3 separate regions of the Homo sapiens genome follow, and all the other regions are linked to region 2. A link is a loop called in an ENCODE intact Hi-C map of the cell type or tissue named here. Cell type or tissue: endothelial cell of umbilical vein. All regions are shown on one strand.

Evidence for each region. Peaks named below come from ENCODE experiments on the same cell type or tissue, not always from the same donor. Only the 100,000 strongest peaks of a DNase experiment are listed, where the experiment ranks them.
Region 1: a loop joins it to region 2, with 5 times the contacts of the local background. A loop is called at or near these places in 4 of 110 quality-filtered maps.
Region 3: it touches region 2 in a loop (11-fold over the local background); 8 of 110 quality-filtered maps call a loop at or near these places.

Annotation. Positions count from the first base shown.
Region 1 is chr1:8,597,740-8,602,739 of GRCh38, reverse strand. All of the region lies in intron 4 of RERE (arginine-glutamic acid dipeptide repeats), which reads left to right. Among named protein-coding and RNA genes, the nearest start is that of SNORD128, 110 kb to the right of the region's middle. RefSeq lists an enhancer at 3,809-4,308. In endothelial cell of umbilical vein, a CTCF peak has its summit at 4,521; DNase peaks (open chromatin) are centred at 2,209 and 4,499; H3K27ac peaks cover 2,132 bases.
Region 2 is chr1:8,709,992-8,714,991 of GRCh38, reverse strand. All of the region lies in intron 1 of RERE (arginine-glutamic acid dipeptide repeats), which reads left to right. Among named protein-coding and RNA genes, the nearest start is that of RERE, 110 kb to the left of the region's middle. RefSeq lists an enhancer at 4,169-4,669. In endothelial cell of umbilical vein, no CTCF peak of the experiment used is centred here; DNase peaks (open chromatin) are centred at 2,091 and 2,501; H3K27ac peaks cover 3,410 bases.
Region 3 is chr1:8,392,264-8,397,263 of GRCh38, reverse strand. All of the region lies in intron 12 of RERE (arginine-glutamic acid dipeptide repeats), which reads left to right. Among named protein-coding and RNA genes, the nearest start is that of RERE-AS1, 30 kb to the left of the region's middle. RefSeq lists an enhancer at 1,336-1,535. In endothelial cell of umbilical vein, no CTCF peak of the experiment used is centred here; DNase peaks (open chromatin) are centred at 113, 773 and 2,153; H3K27ac peaks cover 3,165 bases.

The DNA.
Region 1 (5,000 bases), 110 kb after region 2:
GCCAATACTAGCCAGAAAAATCTGCTGTGTGTAAGTTTTTTGGTTTTGTTTTTGTTTTTTAAAACGGAAGTGACTGTTGGGTGTCTCTCCACCTTGCTTTCTACCTCCCTTGTAAAGGAGAGGGGCACGAAACCAAACAAGTATTCCTGGCTATAGTTTTAGTAATTTTAGTGGGTAGACATCGGTATATAGCTCAAGTTTAGTTTTTTTTTTTTCTTTTTTTTTCCCCTGAACTATTGGAATTCTTATGGGCTTCTATAACTTATAAAACATATACATGCATATAAATTTTCCAGTGAACATAGCGTGAGGCTGTTTTATTATGTTTTCTTTTCCTTTTTTTTTTTTTGAGATGGAGTCTAACTCTTGTCACCAGGCTGGAGTGCAGTGGCGCAGTCTCAGCTCACTGCAGCGTTCACCTCCCAGGTTCAAGTGATTCTCCTGCCTCAGCCTCCCGAGTAGCTGGGACTACAGGCGCCCGCCACCACGCCTGGCTGATTTTTTTGTATTTTTAGTAGAGACGGGGTTTCACCATGTTGGCCAGGATGGTCTCGATCGCTTGACCTTGTAATCCACCCACTTCGGCCTCCCAAAGTGTTGGGATTACAGGCATGAGCCACCGCACCCAGACTGCTTTTCATTTCTTTATGTTTGGCCATTATGTAATGCTGATTTTTGGCCTTTCGAATTTTTATTAGAGAGAAGGGTACTGTGCTTTTACAACAGGTAAATGATTGCCACACAAAGGGTGCACTTTTGTTGTGAGGCTGCTGCCCTTGGTTGCAGCCTACAGACAGTGAAGTTTCTCTTCGATGCCTGATTAGAATGGAGAGCGCTGCTGCACTGCCATAGGGCCTTGTTAACGATGGATAGTTTGGATGGAAAGGCAGAAGGACCTAAAAAGGCAGCTGTCAAATGCCTTCGGTTCTCTCTAATAGAAGATGTGTGTCTGTGTGTGTGTTTGTGTGTGTGTGTGTGTGTGTGTGTGTGTGTGTGTGTGTGTTGACCTTGGACATGATGGCAGTTGGGATTAAGGTATCTCAATCCAAAGGATCATGGAAGGAAGATGTGTGTGTGTGTGTGTGTGTGTGTGTGTGTGTGTGTGTGTGTGTGGTGACCTTGGACATGAAGGCAGTTGGGATTAAGGTATCTCAATCCAAAGGATCATGGAAGGATGTTTGGGAATAACATCTTAAGGCAAATTACCAGCATAAATGATTGCTCCCACCTCCCACTCTCAAACAGTCTTGTCACCACAGTGACACCCACTGTCACGTGGTCTGTACCCCCCACTCCCTGGAAGGGGGTACTAATTATTCACAGCAACAGTGATAATGGATAGTAGGGTAGTGTAACTGGATTGGGGAACATTCCTCTCAGTGATGTAGTTTGATTTGTACTTGAATTAAAAAGTATTGGCTTGGCCAGGCATGGTGGCTCATCCCTGTAATCCCAGCACTTTGGGAGGCTGAGGAGGGTGGGTCACTGGAGGTCAGGAGTTGGAAACCAGCCTGGCCCACATGGTGAAACCCCATCTCTACTAAAAATACAAAACAGCCGGGCATGGTGGCGCACGCTAGTAATCCCAGCAACTTGGGAGGCTGAGGCAGGAGAACTGCTTGAACCCAGAAGGTGGAGGTTGCAGCAAGCCAAGATCACACCACTGCACTCCAACCTGGCTGACATAGCAAGACTCTGTCTCAAAAAAAAAAAAAAAAAAAAGTTTGGGAGACCGAGGCAGGCGGATCACAAGGTCAGGAGATAGAGACCATCTTGGCTAACACGGTGAAACCCCGTCTCTACTAAAAATACAAAAAATTAGCCGGGCATGGTGGCGGGCACCTGTAGTCCCAGCTACTCGGGAGGCTGAGGCAGGAGAATGGTGTGAACCCTGGAGGCGGAGCTTGCAGTGAGCCGAGATTGCACCACTGCACTCCAGCCTGGGTGACACAGCAAGATTCTGTCTCAAAAAAAAAAAAAAAAAAAAAAGTATTGGCTTGTTTTCAGTGTAATTTTTTCTGTGTTTTGAGTACTTTTTTAGTATTTAAAGATGCAGGGACACTTTTGAATTAATATTACTGCTAACTTTAGTATTTGGTTAATTTTCTCTGGAAGGTGGGGGACTTTCTGATCTTCCTATGTCAGGATAAGGAAATAATGACTGATTTCGCTATCACTTCCCCCTGGCTTTTTCTTTTGTTACTGGCATTGTCTTGGATATATTACAAATATCCACAGATGTCCAGAGAATTGGCACAGCTATTATTATGATTTTCAATCTGCTCTTAAGATACTGAGCAGATTTCTTAACAAACAAGTTGGAAATGCACAAAGATATCTGATGAATTGTTAAAAAATTCTTAAAGAAAAACAGCTGGCAAATGGTAATTGATAGATAGATGTGTTTAATCTGTAGGACTTGAAGTGCTGCTATGGTGTATTAGTCTGTTCTCAGGCCACTAATTAAGACATACGGAGACTGGGTGATTTTTATAAAGGAAAGAGGTTTAATGGACTCTCACAGTTCCATGTGGCTGGGTAGGCCTCACAATCATGGTGGAAGGCAAAGGAGAAGCAAAGGCACATCTTAAATGGTGGCAGACAAGAGAGTTTGTGCAGGGAAACTCCCATTTATGAAACCATCAGATGTTGTGAGACGTATTCTCTACCATGAGAACAGTGTGAGGGAAACCGCCGCCGTGATCCATTTATCTCCACCCAGCCCCCGTCCTTGGCACGTGGGCATTATTACAGTTCAAAGTCAGATTTGGGTGGGACACAGCCAACCATATAATATGGTTACTGTGGTTTAAGTAGGCAGACACATCTGTGAGACCAGGAGTTTCTCTACAAATGGATGAGGAATGGCACAGAATCCTAGGTGACAGTTTAAGGATTGCATGGCAGAAAAGGCTCTGTGATTAAATTCTCTGATGTTGTCACTGAGCTGTAAGGCTGGAGATAAGACTGTCTCCTTCTGCTGAAAATAAGAATCAATACTCACTCCTTGATGGGCTAAACTATTAAAAAGAGCCCTTCTTACAATGTTTCATTATCTGGGATTTGCCTCAGCTGGTGATTTGTTGGTGGCACAGGGAGATTTGTGAGGCATTTCATATTAAAATTAGTCAGTAGCCGGTGAATCCCTTTAGATAATTCTCTTCCGTTTTACAGTGCTCCTGAATAGATTTGTGATTTATTTTTGCCTAAGTAGCTTTGTGTTTTTTTGGAATTATTAAAAGAGGGTTGGACATCTATACACTTTTTTTAACCTTGTTTTTCCTCATATTCTCTGTGTTTAACAGTTTAGTATTGGCCTTAGCAAAAAACATCAAATATATTTGCGTGGTACATTGACCTGACACTTGATTAACACACGTTGAACTTGATGTTTTTCCCGTATGAAGGAAGTTATACAAGAAGTTGGCCTTGCTTTTTTCGTTGATTTTAACCGTGGACAGGGTTGGGGTTGTTAATTGTTAGGTGGCTGGTAGGATTTCAGCTCCTCGATTGAAAAAGAAAAACAGCCCATCTCGTGAACCTCAGTGACCAAAAGAAATGGTCACTGTGTCATTTGGGTGCTTGTTGTGTCTCATCCCAGTGTAGTGTGATGGCTAGGGAGCAAAGAGAAGGCGAGCCTCTGAGGGTGACCCCTGCCCCGCTGTCCGCCAGGCTGGGAGAAGTTCTGCAGGAGGTCCTGTCATGGGCAGTGCTTACTGGGCTTGTCAGTTGGAACAGCACAATTGCAGTCTGCTGGGGGATGTTTGCAGCCTTCTGCCTTCTGTCTAAGGAGAGTTAAGACTCTCTACTTCAGTGTTTTGAAGTCAGTGCTGTGGTATATTTACATTCTGCTGGTGGAGACAGTACTGTTCATGAAAGATTTTTTGGTTCAGCCTCAGGAAGAGTATGGGCAAAGCTGTGTTAGAAGACGTTGATCTCTGTAGCAAAACCATGAGGTGAGGCTAAAGAACAGTGTAATCTCACATTTCTGCTTCCCTGAAAAACTCATCAGATTTAAAAATCCTTTTCTCTGGCATGGAGGGGAGAGGGTTGAGTGGGAAGGGAGACTGATTAACAAAGGACAGAAAGAGACAGAGGTCTTTGAAATCCAGATGGTCGACTTCTAGTAACAGAGCATTGGATGTGGTTTCTGTGTGTGGAATCCAGCCCTGGTGGGTGTCCAGCTGCCATGAGAGGCTGTGGAGTGAGGGAGGACCGTCCTGGAAGAAACAGAGTCAGGTCTGGTTCCTGTGTGAGAGTCATTGGAGAGAACCGTGCTGCCTCAGAACGGTGCAACCCACCCAGCACCCAGCTCCGTGACGTTGCTTCTGCTGGAGGGCCGGGAATGCCCTTCACGTCCCACCTGTCACCTGCTGGAATCAGCGCCATCTTCTCATAGGTGGTTAACTGTTTTCTCTTCTCTCCAGTGTGTTCCTGGTTGGATGTTTCCTGTTTCCCCTACCAGATTCACAGCTCGTATGTTCGTTCCTGCTTAGTCCATGGGAGGGAGTCTGGGAGCAAGAGCGAGGTGGCAGTACAGCAGGCTGGCTTGCTGTACGCTTTATAATTCCAGCGAGGAAATCTTTCGAATACACACTTGCATTCTGTCACAGTAATGTGGAGAACACATCTAGGGTTTTCAGCTTGTTTTATTCAGCTGCCTGGAGTAGTTAAAATTTTTCTGAGCATATTGCTTCCCCCAACCCCATGAGGCGGGAAAGAGATGTTTAGAGACATATTTCTCTTTTAGGAAGAAATGCAGAACCACTGAGACCTGGACAACTGTTGGTCTTATTTTCTGCTTGGATGAGATACCTTCCTGCTATTTCTTAAGGAAATATAGTTATCCATCCTCACAGTCACAGCTGAATACCAGGCAGTTGGTTGAGTAGTGAGTTCTTCTGGAAGATGGACGGGAAAACTGTCAACAGGATTGATCATTAAAAAAAAAAAATCCAGTGAAATGTTTATTTAAAAAATTAATTGAACTCCCTTGCTTT
Region 2 (5,000 bases):
TGAGGCAGGAGAATCACTTGAACCCAGGAGGCGGAGGTTGCAGTGAGCCAGGATCGCTCCACTGCATTCCGGCTTGGCGACAGAGTGAGACTCCGTCTTAAAAAAAAAAATTGTGGTATGATTGAATTACATTTCTTGTACAACTTCTTTCCTGGAATTAATAATTGTCTCTCTTTTGATTCTTTGTTTTGTTTTGTATGCCCCGTCTCTAAATCACCCTTAAATTTTCCAACAGAACTATTGGAAAATCAGTGTAATGGAAAATATTAATCTATAGATCAGCCTTGGTGCTATCCTCCTGGAACCCATTGCCTCATTTTGGTGTCTAGATCTGCCACTGAGTTGTTGGAAGAAGACTTCCCTTTCATATGACTCTCAGATCATTTTTCATGGCTTCTTGGTTGGGGTTCCCTCTGTTGTTTGTGAAGTATTTTCCTGAGAAGGGTACATGGGAAGTAAATGTTTTGAGGCTGTGTGTGTCTGAAAATGTCTTTATTTTATGCTCATCCTTGATTATCTCACAGTTTGGCCGGGTATAGAACTGTAGGTTGGAGACTATTTTCCTCAAAAATTTGAAGGCGTTACTCTATTGTCTTCCAATTTTCAGGAAAGACGCCAGAGCATAATACAGAATACACTCAACTGAAAGCCAGTATGGGCCTTTTAGGATGAGTTGTTACTTGAATGATGCCCCTTGGAAAGATAAAGTTATTAGAGTGATGTCTTCTGAACCATAAGGGAAAAGATAAAGTTGAGAGAATTTCATTTTACTCCCATCTGTTAAATGGCAGTAGTTCAATCCTCTCTAGAGATATTGTAGAAATAAATATTTAAAAATTTAAAGATAGCTATAACTATCAAATAGAAAATTACTTCTTGGGGTGAATGGCAAACTTTGTGGTATTAGCCATTTATGTTTGTATTTTAAAGCACTTTATCATGATAGGATTTTTCCAATCACTACCCTTTAAAAGCCAAATGAATTTTAAATTCATGTGCTATGTGTATTTTAATATTAATATTTGGATATTTTTGGCTTAAAGTTTTCATAATATAACGTTTAATTCCATTTAAAATGGAGTCCACCATGAAAAAGCCTCATTTTGATTGCCTGTGTAAGCTAAGTATAAAGAATGGAATCAGAAAATTGTAATTTTTGAAATAAAATACCTTTAATGTTAGGTATGTTAAGACTGTTTAGCACTGTAGTTGAAGTTTGCAATTACTATTATTATTATTATCATCATCATTATTTTTGAGATGGAGTTTTGCTCTTGTTGCCCAGGCTGGAGTGCAGTGGTACAATCTCGGCTCCCTACAGGCTCTGCCTCCCGGGTTCAAGTGGTTCTTCTGCCTCAGCCTCCCAAGTAGCTGGGACTACAGGTGCCTGCCATCACGCCCAGCTAATTTTTGTATTTTTAGTAGAGATGGGGTTTCACCGTGTTGGCGAGGCTGGTCTTGAACTCCTGACCTCAGGTGATCCGCCCACCTCAGCCTCCCAAAGTGCTAGGATTATAGATGTGAGCCACTGTGCCTGGCCAAAGTTTTTAATTAAAAAAAATTTTTTTCTTAAAAGCAGAGACCAACCATTTTGTTAGGGATAAAACATTTTTAAAGTTAATCTGCCTTTTTTGCAAGAATTTGCATTCAAGCAAGAGTGTCATTTTTACATTTGATTTTAATAATTAATATTAGTATAATGATTAAAATAGAGGTAATCAATAGAAAACTTGTATCAAATGGCAAGCACCAATTCTTAACCCACTGCTAATTGTTTCTAGGAGGTTGTCTTAGCATTGGTTACTATGGTTTTTCCTTAGCCTTTATAAATTACCACAAAAGACAAACTGTTCCTCCTCCAGTTACTAAATTAGTTCCTATTTAATGTTGAAAGGTATCTTGTAAGATTTATGATTCAGATTTTATAACAAGTCTTATTTTAGGATAATGTGCTTTTCTAGTTATATGAGTACCTTTTTGGCCTTTTCCCTAGGGACATTAATCCTTGGCTGGGAAGAATAAACTATAGTCCTCCATAGCAGCTGACTGCAAACTGCAACCATGACGCCTTAGGCTGTTAAAACAAACATTTCTCAACCTTATAGCACAGACTTCCTGTTTTTAAAGCTTTTCTGACCTTCCTGAGAAAAAGACCAATATAGCTGTGGTTACATCCTGTGTTTTTTTTTTATTTTGTTTTTCATTAAAAAAAAAAATCCATTGAATTTTTCTAAAGCCCTTGAGTATAAAAGTGATTAATGCACCAAAAAATGTAAATAGCACAGGGCTCATGTCTGATCTTTGCTAGGCCTTCAATAAAAGATAATAGAACCAGGTCGGCTTTTAATGCGTCTCTGTTTGTTCAATGTCTGCTACAATTGGAATGTCAGGAAAATCTCACATTAAAGGACCTGCCCTATTCTGGAGAGATTGTGAAGGAAGCATTTGGCAGTCATTTCCTTTCACTTAAGAGAATGAACATGCTTTACATTATAATCGTTTAAACATACCAGAGTCAGCTGATAGGGCTCTCGTATTCTTCACTGTAGAGTCAGCTTGCTCTGAAGATTGGAGGGGATGATCAGTGTTTAGATTTTATTGTTGGAATTAATCAGATGATGTAAACGTTAGAAGTTAGCCCATGCCTTCCTTTGTACTCACTCAGTTGTTGTTTCCTGCAGCCCAAGTATTTGCTCTTTTAGTTAAAATTAAACTCCAGAATGTATGTTCAGCATTTGTCTTTATGACAGTCTCACTCACTTCTAATCCCTTCAGAAGAAAACACAAGAAACCACCCTGTGTTGTGCAGATCAAACATTCTCGAATCTGTGGCTTTTGATTTTTGTTTTAGCCAATGTATTATATAATGTTTGAGTGTATATTTTTAACTGGAGTCTTCTGGCATTTTCTAGAGAGCAGTTATTGGCTTTTAGGCAGGCAGTTCCTGGATCTGTAATGCTACCTCTGATGCTGAGACTGGCAAATGGTACTCATTTAATTTTTTGAAACATTTAAATGTATGTATTTTTTTCTGAAATACACGTGTGTAATTTTATTTTAAAGTATTTTCATTTATTGGCGGCATAATACTAGAGAAAACATGTCCTAATAATAATAAAGGGCAAAATTATATTTTGAATTTGTGTACATTATTTTAATAAGTCATACAATTATCTGTCTGGTTAATATTTTGAATTCTTAGGATATTGATTTCAGTTGTGGTTTTGAGTTATCCTTAAGATTACTTCCAGTACATTTGGCTGGATCTCCACACTGATTTTATCATATATCATCAGTTCAAAATACACGAGGGGCCTCATTTTAAACATCCCATTGAGGCCCTGCATCCCTGAGCTCTTTCTTCCACAAAACTGTTTGTTTTTAAATCTGTAAAACCCTTTTCCAAACGAGAAATTTCTCTTCTTAACCCTGCTTTGGCTTTTCAACGTATCGCTCTATTGGAATTTAATAATTTGATCTGCACAGTCTGAGATCTCTAGTGAGTTTTGAAATAAAAATGAAAATGTCCTTAAACATATTTAAAGCATGTGCTATCTAAGAGGTCTTGCTCTCTGTCTGAAGTTGGTTTAGGGCTACATCCATGAGACGGCTGCACACTTCCAAAAACTAAAACCTCCAGGCCTGACCTTCGATTGATGACTAATGTCATAACAGTTTGCTGTGATGCCCCCGGGAGCCTAGTGGAAAGTTGTATTTTTTGTTTTCTGGAGTATATTTTTATAATGCTGATAATGTATTTCATGATATAATACTTTAAATACTTATTAGCAGTTTATCACTCCCTTTTTTTTTTTTTTTTTTTTTTTTTTTTTTGGAGACAGAGTCACACTCTGTCACCCAGGCTGGAGTGCAGTGGCTCGATCTGGGCTCACAGCAGCCTCCGCCTCCCAGGTTCAAGTGATTCTCCTGCCTCAGCCTCCCGAGTAGCTGGGATTATAGGCATGCGCCACCATGCCCAGCTAATTTTTGTAATTTTAATGGAGATGGGGTGTTGCCATGTTGGTCAGGCTGGTTTTGAACTCCTGGCCTTAAGTGATCCACCCGCCTTGGCCTCCCAAAGTGCTGGGATTACAGCACTTTGCTACTGTAATCCCAGTAGTTTACAGGTGTAAGCTACTCCGCCTGGCCTATCACTCTTAAATATGTTTGGGACTATGGCCAGGCACGGTGGCTCACGCCTGTAATCCCAGCACTTTGGGAGGCTGAGGCAGGCGGATCAAGAGGTCAGGAGATTGAGACCGTCCTGGCTAACACGGTGAAACCCCGTCTCTACTAAAAATACAAAAAATTAGCCGGGCGTGGTGGGCACCTGTAGTCCCAGCTACTAGGGAGGCTGAGGCAGGAGAATGGCATCAACCTGGGAGGCGGAGCTTGCAATGAGCCGAGATCATGCTACTGCACATCAGCCTGGGTGACACAGCGAGACTCCGTCTCAAAAAACAAACAAACAAACAAATATCTATGTTTGGGACTATGTTGGAAAGTAAAACATGAAGGAAGGTTGTAACTAATGCCCAACCTTAATGTTGTACCTATGTTATTTCACTTTAAAGTGTGCTATTCAGAGTTTTACTAAAGGCCAGTCTGTCTTGGGCTTTTTGTTTTCTTTTTATAATCTGATGTTATTTCTAGTTATTTTTCAAGAGTATATTACGTAGACTGCAACAGTATATTCAAGAGTATATTACGTAGATTGCAACAGTCCCCCCAGGACTTAGGGGGAAGAACATTTTGATTTGGTTTGGGATTGAGAGTGTCTGTGGAATGCCATTATGGTGGAACCCATAGGGCATTTGCATATGTGGGCCTCTTGCTAAGAAGCAAGCTCAGCTGGAAAAATCAAATTTTGGAATCACAAACACAGAAACAGCTTGAGAGTGGATCTTTTCACTGATGTGAGATGGCCGAATGTGATAAAAGGAGGCTTGACAGGGACTACTTGTATTTAGGAGGAGTCATGGAAAGAAAGAGAGAATCGC
Region 3 (5,000 bases), 320 kb after region 2:
TCCATGAGGCAAGTGGTGGTGTTGCCATCACAATACGTGTGAAGAGAAAGGAGGCAGAGAGATTATGATGACTTGCCCAAAGAACACAGAGTTCACACTGAATTGGAACTGGAACTTGGGCAGTGTGGTTGCAGAGCACCCAGTCTTAGCTGCTGTGCTGTTTCTGACTCAGTATCTGTCACATAGTAAACATTCCATTAGAATCAGCTCCTGTTTCTCCTCCCAGGGAAGACACACAGTACATTTTGCCTGAGATAACTGTCTCACCAGATGTGTATACAGTCACGTGGTAGACTGGAAAGCACATTTGTGAGTGTTAGTTCTCATGGTCCTTTGAGTTTTCCCTTACCTTTAAAATGCAAAGATGCTGTTGAAAGTGAATAAACTGATACTGTGGAGAAAGCATGATATATCACAAAGAATGCCATTGTGGAAAAAGTTCACTTTGACTGCTTAATGAGGGGGAGGGGTCTCCTTTGGGGGATGATGAAAGCGTTTTGGAATTAGATCTGAGGGCTGCACGCATTGTAGATGTATTAACTGCCTCTGAATTGTAAACTTTAAAATGATTAATTTTATGTTATGTGAATTTTACCTCAATAACAATTTTTTTAAGTTAATTCGAGTTGGGTTTTACCTTTGGAAGTATAATTACAAAGCGGGCAATACTTCATGCTGTTAAAATTAAACTTGATTTATTAGACGGCTGACTGCTTCCGTTGTTATCCACAGCTGAAAAGGAGATGAAGATCCTGCTTGTAGCTGAGCAGTCTTTAGAAGTCTGCTGCATTCTTCCCAAATTCCATCACTCTAGTCAAGAGTAAGAGGATTTGATAATAGGGGACTGGTTTCCTCTCGGCTCTGTGATAACTGGGGACTGGTTCCAGGAGGGCAGGTACTTTGTATGTGAGTTTTCATGTACTTCACATTATGTCCATGTCACGTTCTTCAACTTGATCAGCCTTTGAATTTTGGCATGGACAACAAACTCCACATTGAATTCAGCTCTAGAAGCTGGGATTCAAATTTGACCCCAGAATGGACCCCAAGTGATAGCACAGCAGCCCTTCCCCCCTCCCACTTTCCTGATGGTAGAAACAGGATAATTAGCATAGGTTTTCAAGAGATGATCTCTGCTCAGTTGTTCTGTGCCTTCTCACTTGTCACTAAGGCTCTTAGCCCTGGCTTGAAGGCTTTTGCTAATATTTCTTGGGGAACAAAGTCTTTCTCTGGAATCCATTCAAGGTGGGTAGTTAATGGAATGGCTGTCCTTTAAGCACAGAGAGAGGGGTGGTGTCACCTATGCCTTACAGAGCAGAATAATAATAATAGAATTGGTCCTCGTTCGAGTGTTCCTTCTCAGATTTGTGCTCCCGTGTTCCTTGGGCACTCTCACTGGCTAATTCTCTGCAAACATCACAACTCAGGCATGGAACCTCTCATACTTCCTCCTGTGCCCCCACTGCAGGCCTTCAGTGCATGGTGGTGGTTTTGGTTTTGGTTTTTGTTTCCTCTCCTCTCCCGTTTTAGAAACACGGATGTCTTATATTCCCACAAAAGAATTTAGGAAATTAACCTGTTTACAAAAAGGTCCACACAGGTTTGACATTGCTTCCTCAAAGCACCTTGTTCACAGTTGCCCTTCTAGGTCAAGCTCACCTTCACCTTTTTTTTTTCCTACCTCCAGCTTCAAATGTCTCCAGGTGCCTGCATAGCTGAGCAGGAGAGGTTCCTTTTTTATGCAGACAAGACCAAAGAGGAAATTGTTCATTCTTTTTTTTTTTTTTTTGAGACAGAGCCTCACTCTGTTGCTCAGGCTGGAGTGTAGTGGCGTGATCTCAGCTCACTGCAACCTCTGCCTCCCGGGTTCAAGCTATTCTCCTGCCTCAGCCTCCCGAGTAGCTGGGACTACAGGCGTGTGCCACCACGCCCGGCTAATTTTTTATATTTTTAGTAGAGATGGGGTTTCACCATATTGGCGAGGCCGGTCTTGAACTCCTGACCTTGTGATCCACCCGCCTCGGCTTCCCAAAGTGCTCAGATTACAAGCATGAGCCACTGCACCCGACCCGGAAATTGCTCATTCTTTGGTATTATTATTTTTAGTTTCTTTGTACTTGATTTATTCTGTGGGCAGGAGAAGGGGAATATACAATATCTTATTACAGGAAATACTAGACACCTTATCTGAAAGTTTAGTAACAAACTTCCCTCATGGAATGCCTTTGGGCTGTTTGGCCCTTAAAATATGTTTTCTTTTTTATTTTATTTACATTTATTTACTCACTCAACCACTCAACAGACGTTTGAGTTTCTATGGGAAAGACATTTTAGATAGATGCTGAGGATATAAAAATGAGTAATACAGTTTCTCTCCCCTTAAAGTATTAATCACCTGCTAAGAAATGCAAACAAAAACCAAGTGTAACTGTGGTAAGTGCTTCATGGAGATATAATATATATATATACTAGTAGTGGATTTTATGGTTTACAGAGCAAGTTAACGTATTTTTTTCTTATTTCCTTGGGGTAACAGTCTTCTGAAGCAATTGGGTGACTCTGGCTGAGAGTTGGGACTCAGACCTTATGATTTGTCACTTTTTTGTTGCTCATTCCCCCTCTCCAGCACTGAGTGATGTGGGATTCCATGACTGATAAGTTTGTTCTCTGCAGTAGCTCCTTTCTTAAGTTAAATTACTGGAAAACGGAAATGTGTGTGAATTCCTTTTCCACTCCCGCTGTCCTTGGACAAATTATTTCATCTCTCTGTGCTTTAGTTTTCTCATCTATAAAATGGTGATAATATTATCTGCTTCCCAGGACAGTAGTGAGAATTAATTGAGTAGTTGATGGTCAGAATGATCTTGCCTGTATGTAGTTGTCGAACTTCAAATATTTTGAGAATCTGAAAAGCAAGAAATATTTCTCAAAATTGTTTAATTTGGAATTGTGGGCAGTATGTTTAGCATACTTCCAATCAAGATTTTGGTGAAGCTTTTTAATAATGGGGAAAGCTCTGTATAGTGTTGTGTGCAAGATGAATTGTGTCTGTTTACATTGGATTTCAGCTCTGTCCTACCTGTGCAGTTAGAGCCACCTGCATTAGAAATTGAAAGTTGGGATTATAGAATGTCAAGAAATGGCAGCTAATTTGGTTTTCCCAAAGTATAGGTCACCATCCTTCATCTTGTCTTTCTGGTCTCAGGAGCCCTTAGTGGAGAAATCAGGGATTTTTCTTGGGTTATGGTGTATAGGATTTTGCAGTGTTTTAAGTCCCCAGGTGGAGATTGGAGGTGGCCAGCCTTCATGGCAAAATCGTGGGCCTTGAGCTCCTATCATCTGAAGCTTCTAATTGCCCTTCAAATTATAAACAAAAAATGAAGGAAGTTTTAAAAGGTATTTTTATATGTTAATATATTTTCTTAGCAACATTTTCAACTCTATATAGTTTTTACTTTTACCTGGATACTAGTAATCCATAGTTGATTTGATGCCATTAAACTTTCATTCATGTAAATTGTCTCTGTATTATGTAGTTGCCCAGTTCTGGATGCATCAGAGTTGAGGGTTGCTATTTTATCTTACCTATGCTTTTCAAATAATATTGATAACAGAAATAACCAGAAATGGACCTTGCCTGCGCTTGGGTCCATTTGTTGGGAGATGCCCATTATGCTTTATGAACACTGTGTATTATTCTTAAAACACCTTGAGCTGTTAGAAAACCAACCCCATTTTATGAGTAGAATTAAACAGGACTTGGAAAGGGGGAGTGCTCACCCAGAGCAGTTTAGATTGAGTCAGCAAGAGAAAGGAGGGTCCCCTAAGCCACTGCTCTTTGTCATGCTACGGTCCAATCAGAAAGGCCCAGATGATGTGGATGCTATGGTTCCTGGCTTTGGGCCCCCAGTCACACAGGCCACGCTAAATAGGATACTGCATCTTACTTGGCATTTATTACCCTTGATGGAGGCGGAAATAAGAACTGTTGTATTTGGATCTTCCTAGAGCAGTTGGTGAACTGATGGTGCACTAGACTAAAAAATTCACAGAAACATCTGGAAAGGTAAGATCAAGTACTATAAAGTGTAGGACAGTTTCTGGCAAAGTAGCCTCCTTCTTGGTAGGTTGAGTCTTTGGGAACTTGGGGACGAATCCCTGCAGAAGTCCAATCTGAGCACCTTGCTATTCCTTCTCATGAGTAAGCCCACCACATTCTCCTTCTCCTACTTTCAGGATAAACTTCATCATGGTATTTTGGTGCACATCTTCATTGGGTAGTATCCAACTATATTTTCCACCGTCTCTACATGGTTTAGAATCCTTTCATTTTCTATGAAATGGAAACCCTTGAAAATGCCCCCAGAGAATGCACATCGTGTTCTCTGCAGCACTCTGTATCGCTTGCTTTGGTCAGAGGGCTGCTTCACGAAGAGCTGAAACTTTGCTCGCAAACATCCCTCCAGGGCTGGTAATCTTCCAGACAGGATGGCCCACTTGATAGAAATGTTTTCAGCACAACCTTGCAGCAGATGTTTGCTCTGGTGTGCTGGCGTAACAGATGCTGACCATATCTCTTGAGGGCCTCCACGTCCCTCATAGATGGACTCTACTGCTAGTGTGAGTTATGCGTACTTCAGGGCCATAATTAAAGCTCCTAGATGGAGGGGTGGGGGTAGATACTGGCTGTGTTCAAAGTGGGTGTTTATGGTTGATAGGAAAAGGCAAATGTTTTGTCTTTGCTGAATTTTTAGAAAGCTAGGAATGAAGAATGAGACCCAGGGGAGAGGAAAAAGTTTTGGCTAAGTTTGTTTTTATCTAGATAGATAGATGGATAGACAGAGAGATATATAGATAGAGATATTCATTTTCCAGGTTAGGTAAAAATATAAGCATAAAAGGATTTTTTTAAAAAAGGATTTTGTTAGATTCACCTTTTTTTATTTTTTCAATTGTGTATTTTGTTTATTTCTATTTCTTACAAATGCCCTCTGTGACAT